Regions from separate parts of the Homo sapiens genome. Here region 2 is linked to region 1. A link is a contact called in ENCODE Hi-C or POLR2A ChIA-PET data. All regions are on one chromosome and are shown on one strand. The core of a region is the stretch at or near the end of the contact, and the rest is flanking DNA. Distances in the headings are between cores, read along the strand shown.

Region 1 (4,868 bases), core at 1,641-4,140:
CAACCTGGGCAACACAGTGAGAACCCCAAACCTCATATCTACCAAAAAAAATTTTTTTTTTATATAGCTGGGCATGGTGGTGCACACCCACAGTCCCAGCTACTCAGAAGGCTGAGGCTGTAGGATTGCTTGAGCCCAAGAGGTTGAGGCTGCAGTGAGCTATGATTGTGCCACTGTACCCCAGGCTTGAGTGACAAAGCAAGACTCTGTCTCTCTAATATAACAAAACAAGGCTGGGCACTGTGGCTTACACCTGTAATCCCACCACTTTGGGAGGCTGAGGGGTGGCAGATCATCTGAGGTCAAGAGTTTGAGACCAGCCTGGGCAACATGGTGAAACCCTGTCTCTACTAAAAATACAAAATTAGCTGGGTGTGGTGGCACATGCCTGTAATCCCAGCTACTCGGGAGGCTGAGACAGGAGAATCGCTTAACCCTGGAGGTGGAGGCTGCAGTGAGCCGAGATCATGCCACTGCACTCCAGCCTGGGTGAGACAGAGCGAGACTCTGTCTCAAAAAATAAACAAATAAAGTAACAAAACAAAACTAACTGGGGGTGGTGGCTCACACCTATAATCTCAGCACTTTGGGAGGCAAGGGGGGAGGATCGCTTCAGCTCAGGAGTTTGAGACCAGCAACAGAGTGAGATCCTGTCTCTACAGAAAAATCAAAAAATTAGCTGGGTATGGTGGTGTGTGCCTGTGTTTCCAGCTACTCAGAAGGCAGGTGGATGGCTTGAACCTAGGAGGTTGAGGCTGCAGTGAGTGGAGACAGTGCCATTATACTCCAGCCTGGGTGACAGAATGAGACCTTGTCTCAAAAAACCAATTTGTTTGTTGAAATAAACAAACCAAAACAAACCAACAAAAAAAGAAAGAAAAAAGGAAAAAACCTATAGGGTAGCCTCTTTCCCTTTTCCTGCATCCCTGCCCCTTGACACAGGTGCTGGTGGAACTTAGTGAAGACAGGCAAGAATCAAGAACAGATGTTAGAGGAACACTGCTCTCAACCTAAAGAAAATAGCTTTATGGTGAGGTATAGCAGCTCAAGCCTGTAATCCCAACACTTCAGGAGGCTGAGGCAGGTGGATCACTTGAGCCTAGGAGTTCAAGACCAGCCTGGGAAACATTAAGTGAGACCCCAGTCTCTACAAAAAAAAATGTAAAGTTAACCAGTCATGGTGGTGTGCACCTGTAGTCCTAGCTACATGGGAGGCTGAGGCAAGAGGATCACTTGGGCTCAGGATGTGGAGGTTGCAGTGAGTCGTGTTTGTGCCACTGCACTCCATCCTGAGCAAGAGTGAGACCCTGTCTCAAACAAAGAAACAAACAGAGAAATGGCTTTATAAATTACAGTGATTCAAAGGTGAAAAGGCTTAATACCCACAGTTTAGTGACAAGAATGCACCCAGGTGTTTTTCATATTGGCAAGTGTACCACAGCAGTGTAGGATGGGGTAAGGATAGGGAGCACTGGGTGTAGGATATATTGGGATTGTCTGTACTATCTTTGCAACCTTTATGTAAATTTAAAGTTTTTCCAAAATAAGAAGTTATTTTAAAAGAAGACTATTGCTCAGATTGGTAATTAAGAGCGCTCAGTTATTATATAAATGCTCAATATGGGCCCAACCCGTAGGGGTTCCCACAAGTAGATGAGACTCTACCCTGTAGGGCCCAAGAGGAAACACCATGAAGGTCCTGGAGATCCTCTTATTCCTCAAACATGCCACTACCATTGCCTCGCAAGAGCCCTGAGGGGGACCAGTGCATGATTGTAAGACAAAATGACATCAGGATTAAGCACAGCTCCTGGCACCTGGCAGGGGCTCAGCAAACATTTGTCACATCTATAGCTTGCTCAGGTGAGGTGCCTGGAAAGTCTCCCCAGTGGTGGTAAACCTAGTCTTGGGACCTGAGTAGGGAATTAGGAGTGTCAGGGGCTGGTGGGTGGGAAGAATAACATTCTTAGCAAAGGAAACATCAGGTTAAGGTGGGTATGTTTTAGATAGAGGAAGAAGAAATGCAACGGAACAGAAAAAGCGTGGGGCGGGGAAATTGATGTCTTCCATGTTCATTATCTGCCTAAAATAGAATCTCAGCCTTTTTTCCATCCTTAGAATTCAGCACATAATTTGGACATCAAAGATGTCAATCAGAGCCAAGCATGGGGGAGGCGGACCCTGTTTAGATCTCTGAAGCTCAGGCTTTTGCAATCTCTGTTAACGAAACCTATGCCACAAGTGGTAAATACCGAGGACGCTCCATTTTAGTCATGATCTTTATGTGGCTACTTGAAAAGCTTTTCCGCCTTTCTGATAAACATTCCTAGGAGACCTCTTTTGCCCTCATTTCCTTGCCCAGTTGAGGCTGTATTTTTTAAGGAAGGAAAATCCAAAAATCAGGGATCTTGTCCATTTTCCCTATCTTTTCACGGCGGGGCGGGAGAAGAGGGACAGCGGGGGAGGTGGAGAGAAGAAACGGCGGGGGAATCAAAGATTAGGCGTTGTTGTCTGTGCCAAAACGGAGTGAGCCCAATATCAACAAATCAAAATCCAAAACGGAACAAAAAAGTCACAGGCCCGCCCTGCTCGCGCCCCCGCCCGCCCGGACGCCCAACAGGTGCTTCCCGGGCCCGCCCGCAGCCACAGTATCCTTGGGTGGCCACAAAGTAACCGCCCGCGCAGCTGCAGCCAGGCCCGCCCGTACTCACGGCCGCTCCGCGGTCCGCGCCCCGGCCCGCAGCGCCCATCCGGCCCGGGCCCCGGTCAGCGCGGGCTCGGCTCTCAGGCGTTCCCGGCGCGGCCCGGGACGCGCTGAGGCCGTTAACGCCTAGGCAGGGCGCGAGGCATCCTCCCGCCGCCGCCCCGCGGGCCGCCTGCCCTTTGTTTTGGAGCCGTAGCCCGGCCCAGACGCCGTTAACAGCCTTGGAGCGCGGCGCCGGCCAATCAGCGCGCCATGTCGCCAGCGCCCCGCCCCCATCCTGCCTCCGTTCCGCCCCGCGTCCCGCCTGCCCCGCGCGCCCCCGCCCCGCGCGCTCCGGGCCAAGGAGCTCCGCCAGCTCGCACCCGGCCGGGACGGGCAGGAGCCCACGTGCCGCGGGGCGCGCCGCACTCCCATTGGCTGACCCGCCGGGCGCGGCCTCGGAGCCAGCCTGTAAGGGCCGAGGGACACGGGGGCGGGGCCGCGCGGGGCGGGGCGAGAGCAGGGGCGGGTTCCGCGAGGAGCGCCGCGCTCGGACGCAGGCTGGCTGGGCAGGGACACTCGGCCGGCGGGGCTGGCGGTGGTGGTCACTCGTTCCTCCGGCTCGCGGGGATGGGCCGAGGGCGTGCAGGGCCCGCAGCTCCAGAGGCTGAGGCGAGCTTGCGCGCAGCCTCCTCGTCCAGCGCCGTGCACGTACCGCCCGTCCGCGCGGTCGGCCGCGTTGTAGGGGACGGACGTGGAGGCCGAGGCGAGCTTGTGTGCGCCTGACCAGGGCCCGCCTTGGCCGGACCCCTCCGCGGCCGGGTCCCCAGAATGCGGTCGTCCGTGCTGTCCCGTCCCCACCACCCTCTCTGAACCCAAGGACCTAACCCCCTAGGACCCCCTCGCCACGGAGGACCCCCCGGGTCTGCGTCTGGCCCCTCGCTCTGCTCCAGGACTGCCGCGTCAGACCCTACAGAAAGCCCCTTCCTCTGGGTAGTGCTCCCGACGCCCCGGCAGCCTGCGCCACCCCCACGCCTCTAATGTCACTGTTTTCTTGGTTCCGTATCCCTTCTTTAAAAAAATATATATTATTTGAAAATAGATATGTATTATTTGAATATATATATTTGAAGGCTGGGTGTGGTGGCTCACGCCTGTAATTCCAGTACTTTGGGAGGCCGAGGCAGGAGGATCATTTGAGCCCAGGAGTTCAAGAGCAGCCTGGGCAACATAGTGAGACACTGTACCAAAAAAAAAAAAAGAAAGAAATTAGGCATGGTGGTGCACACCTGTAGTCCCAGCTACCTGTGAGGCTGAGGCGGGAGGATCACTTGAGCCCAGGAGGTCGAGGCCTCAGTGAGCCATGATCGCGCTACTGCACTCCAGACTGGGTGACAGAGCGAGACCCTTCCTCTTGAACAAAAAAAAAAAAAAAGAAAAGAAAAAAACCAAGAAAACAACAAAACCTCTATTGAGGTCACAATGTATATAACATTGTTATCAGCGTCCTCTGGACGTATTCTCTTGTTTTCTGCAACCCACTGTGTATGTAAAGATCTCTTCAAGTCGCTAAATGTACACCTGACTCATAACTTAGATTGTGGCTGGATGTTGCCTTTTTTTTTTTTTTTTTTTTTTTCCTTGAGACAGGAGTCTCGCTGTGTCGCCCAGGCTGGAGTGCAGTGGTGTGAGCTTGGCTCACTGCAACCTCCTCCTCCTGGGCTCAAGCGATTCTCCTGCCTCAGCCTCCCCAGTAGCTGAGACTACAGTTGCCCGCCACTAGGCCCGGCTAATTTTTGTATTTTTAGTAGAGACGGGGTTTCACCATATTGGCCAGGCTGGTCTCGAATTCCTGACCTCAAGTGATCCGCCTGCCTCGGCCTCCCAAAGTGCTGGGATTACAGGCATGAGCCCACGCGCCCGGCCCCATTTAACTATTTTAAAGTGTACAGTTCACTGGTATTAAATACATTCATAATGTTGTGCAACCATCATCATCATCCCTCTCCAGAACTCATCTTGCCTAAGTAAAGCTCTGGACTCAAGAAACAATGACTCCCGTTTCCTTCTACCCCATGCCCCGCACCACCCCATTCTACTTTCTGTCCCTATGAGCTTGACTGCTCTAGGTGCCTCACATAAGTGAAATCATCTAGTATTTGTCTTTTTGTGGCTTACTGTGACT
Region 2 (4,868 bases), core at 1,086-3,585, 70 kb before region 1:
CTCCCAAAGTGCTGGAATTACAGGCGTGAGCCACCGCACCGACTGTCCCCTCCCCACACCCCGGCCCTTTTTTAAAGAGACAGGATCTCACTCTGTTGCCCAGGCTAGAGTGCAGTGGCTTGATCATAGTTTACTGCAGCCTCAAACTCCTGGGCCTCAAGTGATCCTTCCACTACAGCCTCCCAAGTAGCTGGAATCACAGGTGCTGCCACCATGCTGGGCCTAAGATTCCAGCCCTTAAGGAGCTACATCCCATCCACTGTATGTGTGTCATGGAGGCAGTGGTTGTGTCAGGGAGGGTGCTCAGTAAACCGGGACACAGACTGAATTACACAGGATTACAAATTGTGAGGAATTGTGACAGACTTTATGGGAGATGCATGGAAGTGGGTGGTTAGGGAAGGTCTCTCTGGGGAGGTGACACTTATGTTAAAACCTAGAGAATAAGAAGCCAGCCATGAAATAAGGCAAAGATAGCTGGCTTTCGGTGACTGGGTGGATGGTGGTACTGCTCAGCAGAGTGGGGACTGGGAGAAGAGGGAGGATTGAAAATTCTGCTTTATGGCCGGGTGCGGTGACTCATGCATGTAATCCCAGGACTTTGGGAGGGCTGAGGCGGGAGGATCACCTGAGGTCGGGAGTTCGAGACCAGCCTGACCAACATGGAGAAACCCCTTCTCTACTAAAAATACAAAATTAGCCAGGCGTGGTGGCGCATGCCTGTAATAATCCCAGCTACCTGGGAGACTGAGGCAGGAGAATCGCTTGAACCTGGGAGGCGGAGGTTGCAGTGAGCCAAGATCACACCATTGCACTCCAGCCTGGGCAACAAGAGCAAAACTCCATGTCAAAAAAAAAAAGAAAAAAAAAAAGAAAATTCTACTTTGACCAGACATGTTAATTTAATTTTTTTAGGCAGAGTCACTCTGTCACCCAGGCTGGGATGCAGTGGCCTAATCTTGGCTCACGGCAACCTCTGCCTCCCCAGTTCAAGCTACTGTCTCGGCCTCCCAAGTAGCTGGAATTACAGGTGTGTGCCACCACACCAGGCTAATTTTTTGTATTTTTAGTAGAGATGGGGTTTTGCCATGTTGGCCAGGTTAGTCTTGAACTCCTGACCTCAAGTGATCCGCCTGCCTCAGCCTCTCAAAGTGCTGGGATTGGCCGGGCGTGGTGGCTCACGCCTGTAATCCCGGAACTTTGGAAGGCCAAGGCAGGCGAATCAGGAGGTCAGGAGATCGAGACCATCCTGGCTAACATGGTGAAACCCCGTCTCTACTAAACACACACACACACACACACACACACACACACACAAAGTGCTGGGATTACAGGCGTGAGCCACCACGCCCATCCAGACATGTTACATTTCAGATCAGTGGTTACCCAAGTGGAGATCAGGAACCTGGAGTGCTGGTGACTTAGTACTGGGAGTCATGGGATACAAATGGCATTTAAAATTAGGAGCCTAGGCAAGATTACCCTGGGCCTGAGTGTAGCTAGGGGCCCAAGGTACTGATCTGACCCAAGGGAAGGGTCTGGCAGAAGAGACGGAAGGGATCAGGTAGGGCTTTGGACCTCTAGGCTTGATGGCCACCTGCTGCTGGGCCTCCGAGGGGCCTGGAGGCGGTGGGGACCGAATATGCAGAGAGAATGAGAAGTGAGCGAGTAGAACGAGAGTGGTACATGGCTTTGAAGGCATCTGCCACGGAGGCGGGAAGGGATGGGGTGGAGGCTCATGAGACTTGAAGCTCTAGGAGGACGTTGAAAAAGACCTGAGCGCTGGCCGGGCGCGAAGCCTCAGGCCTGTAATCCCAGCACTTTGGGAGGCCAAGGCGGGAGGACTGCTTGAGCTCAAGAGCTCCAGACCAGCCTGGGCAACATTGTAAGAGCCTGTCTCTACAAAAAATTAACAAATTAGCCGGGTGTGGTGGTGCGTGCCCGTAGCTACTCGGGAGGCTGAGGTGGGAGAATCGCTTGAGCCTGGGAGGTCGAGGCAGTAGTGAGCTGTGATTGTGCCACTGCACTCCAACCTGGGCGACAGAGCGAGACCCTGTCTCGAAAATAAATAAATAAGACCTGAGAACCCAGTATGGGAATGGCCCTGAGCCGTGGCTAGGGGGGTAGACAAGGCGGTCCAGACAGACCCCTCAAGAAGATGGGGCTTCGAGGCTGAGGGAGCTCGGCCCCGAAAAGACGCCTGCGGGAGATGGCACACCTAGCTAGGACCCCATACTGGGCAGGCGATCCTTCCGAGCATGAGCACCTGGCGCTAGCGAACCACAATTCCCAGCACGCCAGGCGCCCGTTTCCGGGGCGCGCCGCGGAACCCGGAAGTGGTCACGGAACTCGGCTGCGGCTCCATGGTCTGAGTTGTCAGCCGTTGTTTTTTCGTGCTCGCTAGTCGCCGCCGCCGCTCCGCCATGGGGAAGCGACAGCACCAAAAGGACAAAATGTAAGTTGAGCCGCAGTCGGGAGCGGCGCTCCACTCTGCCTCAGTGAACCGCCTGTCCCGCACTGCGCGCCGCTCGCCTTCCCTCTCAGCTACTCCCCAGAGCACAGCCCAAAGGTCACTTCCTCCCGGAAGCTGCCGCCCTGTCTCCAGTCAGGGTAATGACCCTCGGGCCGCCGCGCTCTCCCGGGGCCGCGGCTCCGATGACGTCAGCTGCGGGCTCGAGCGCAGCCCGGTTTTCCTTACTCTGGTTCTGCCCGGACCGTCCCCCGTCTGTTCGCGAGTTTCGCCCTTGAATGAGTAGTCTCTACCTCTTCCGTACTTCACGTCTCGCTGTGTTCTGGTTCATGCCTATCAGCCTGCAAACGTGCTGCAGAGCCTTCTAATTTAAAGCAAACCAGGTCGGGCGCAGTGGCTCACCTGTAATCACAGCACTTTGGGAGGCCGAGGCGGGCGGATCACCTGAGGTCAGGAGTTCAAGACCAGCCTGGCTAATACGGTGAAACCCCGTCTCTACTAAAAATACAAAAATTAGCGGGGCGTGGTGACGGGCGCCTGTAATCCTAGCTATTTGGGAGGCTGAGGCAGGGGAATCGCTTGAACCCGGGAGGCGGAGGTTGCGGTGAGCCGAGATCGTGTCACTGCACTCCAGCCTGGGCGACAGAGCGAGACGCTGTCTCAAAAATAATAAATAAAATTTAAAAATCCACCCGTGCCCCGTGCCCCACGTCCCACGTTCCCCTCCCGCTGCCGCCGTGTTGTTTCTCTTAAGAACAAGTGAGAGACTAGTGGCTTCATGCTGTTTTCTGAGTCTCTTGAAACCACTCAAGTCAGAATTTCGACCCCAGAACTGTTGGGCTTCTCAACAGTATGTCACACCGTTGACCACTCCCTCTTTCTGAAGCCCTCCTTTGGTATCTGGGATTTCACCTGCTCTTTGTTTTCTCTCGACTTCAGCGGCCTCTCTTTTCAGGTTCCCAGCGACTTCTTGTTGCTAAATATAGTATTCAATCCTCAGTCCTCATTTTTTTTTTTTTTTTTTTTTGAGACGCAGTTTCGCTCTTGTTGCCCAAGCTAGAGTGCAATGGTGAGATCTTGGCTCACCGCAACCTCCGCTTCCCGGCTTCAAGAGATTTTCCTGCCTCAGCCTCCCGAGTAGCTGGGATTACAGGCATACGCCACCATGCCCAGCTAATTTTGTATTTTTAGTAGAGAAGGGGTTTCTCCATGTTGGTCAGGCTGGTCTCGAACTCCTGACCTCAGGTGATCCACCTGCCTCGGCCTCCCAAAGTCCTGGGATTACAGGCGTGAGCCACCGCGTCTGGGCAGCCTCAGTCCTCATTTTGTTGGGCTTCTCAACAGTATGTCCCACTGTTGACCACTCCCTCCTTCTGAAGCCCTTCTTTGGTATCTGGGATTTCACATGCTCTTTGTTTTCCATCGACTTCAGCGGTCTTTCTTTTCCCAGTCTCCTTTCTGGACCCTCCTCCCTTCTCTCAGATCTCATACGTTTCTTTTCCATAAACATTCTCTGTGGGTGATATAATTTCCCAGTCATCTATAAGCTGCTTTCCCCAGTCTTGTGTAGTTAGTGGCTTACTTAATATCTCCACTGGAGGACTGAAAGACATCTCAAATTTTTTTTTTTTTTTTTTTTTTTTTTTTGAGATGGAGTCTTGCTCTGTCGCCCAGGCTGGAGTGCAATGGTGCCGTCTTGGCTCACTGCAACCTCTACTTCCCACATTCAAGCAATTCTCCCACCTCAGCCTCCCCAGTAGCTGGGATTATAGGTGCCTGCCACCATGCCCATGCTAATTTTTGTATTTTTAGTAGAGACAGGTTTTCACTATGTTGGTCAGGCCGGTCTCGAACTCCTGACGTCGAGTGATCGACCTACCTCTGCCTCCCAAAGTGCTGGGATTACAGGCGTGAGCCACCGTGCCGGGCCAGACATCTCGAATTTAATATGCCTTAAACAGAACTCTTGATTTTCAGCTCTTGAGCCTGCTCCTCCCTGTAAACTAAAAATAAAACCCTAAGTCCCCCCACTGGCTAAGCAGACACCCTTGTGGCCAAGAGAACCCCAGGAAAACCTTAAAACTGAGTTCCTGGCCATGATGGGATAGAGATCAGCTGTGCCTTGTTATATCCCCCTCCCTTTTGTGGCTTAGACACAACAACTGACCAGCATTAATGTTGAAATAGAGATCATAAGGGGCCAGGCACGGTGGCTCACACCTGTAATCCCAGCACTTTGGGAGGCTGAGGCGGGTGGATCACCAGGTCAGGAGATCGAGACCATCCTGGCTAACACGGTGAAACCCCATCTCTACTAAAAATACACAAAAAAATCAGCTGGGCGTGGTGGCAGGCGCCTGTAGTACCAGCTACTCGGGAGGCTGAGGCAGGAGAATGG

Evidence for each region. A loop is a pair of places that touch in the nucleus more often than their neighbours do. ChIA-PET counts read pairs that join two places held with the same protein, here RNA polymerase II (POLR2A). Pooled maps may share reads with other maps.
Region 2: a map of B cell shows a loop between it and region 1 (19-fold over the local background). The contact joins the promoter of PPIL2 here to the promoter of YPEL1 in region 1. A Hi-C loop is called at or near these places in 8 of 168 maps with a recorded cell type or tissue (B cell, CD4-positive, alpha-beta T cell, CD8-positive, alpha-beta T cell and 3 more), 12 of 37 single-sample maps with no recorded cell type and 22 of 50 pooled maps. POLR2A ChIA-PET finds 5 or more read pairs at or near these places in 12 of 52 experiments (CD4-positive, alpha-beta memory T cell, Caco-2, GM12878 and 7 more).

Annotation. Positions count from the first base shown.
Region 1 is chr22:21,732,904-21,737,771 of GRCh38, forward strand. It overlaps YPEL1 (yippee like 1), which reads right to left and starts at 2,891. Exons shown (of 5, transcript NM_013313.5): 1 at 2,712-2,891. RefSeq lists silencers at 2,540-2,589, 2,610-3,459.
Region 2 is chr22:21,663,677-21,668,544 of GRCh38, forward strand. PPIL2 (peptidylprolyl isomerase like 2) reads left to right here and starts at 2,336. Exons shown (of 20, transcript NM_014337.4): 1 at 2,336-2,455. The coding sequence starts at 2,424. RefSeq lists enhancers at 2,268-3,178, 2,413-2,652, 2,723-2,772.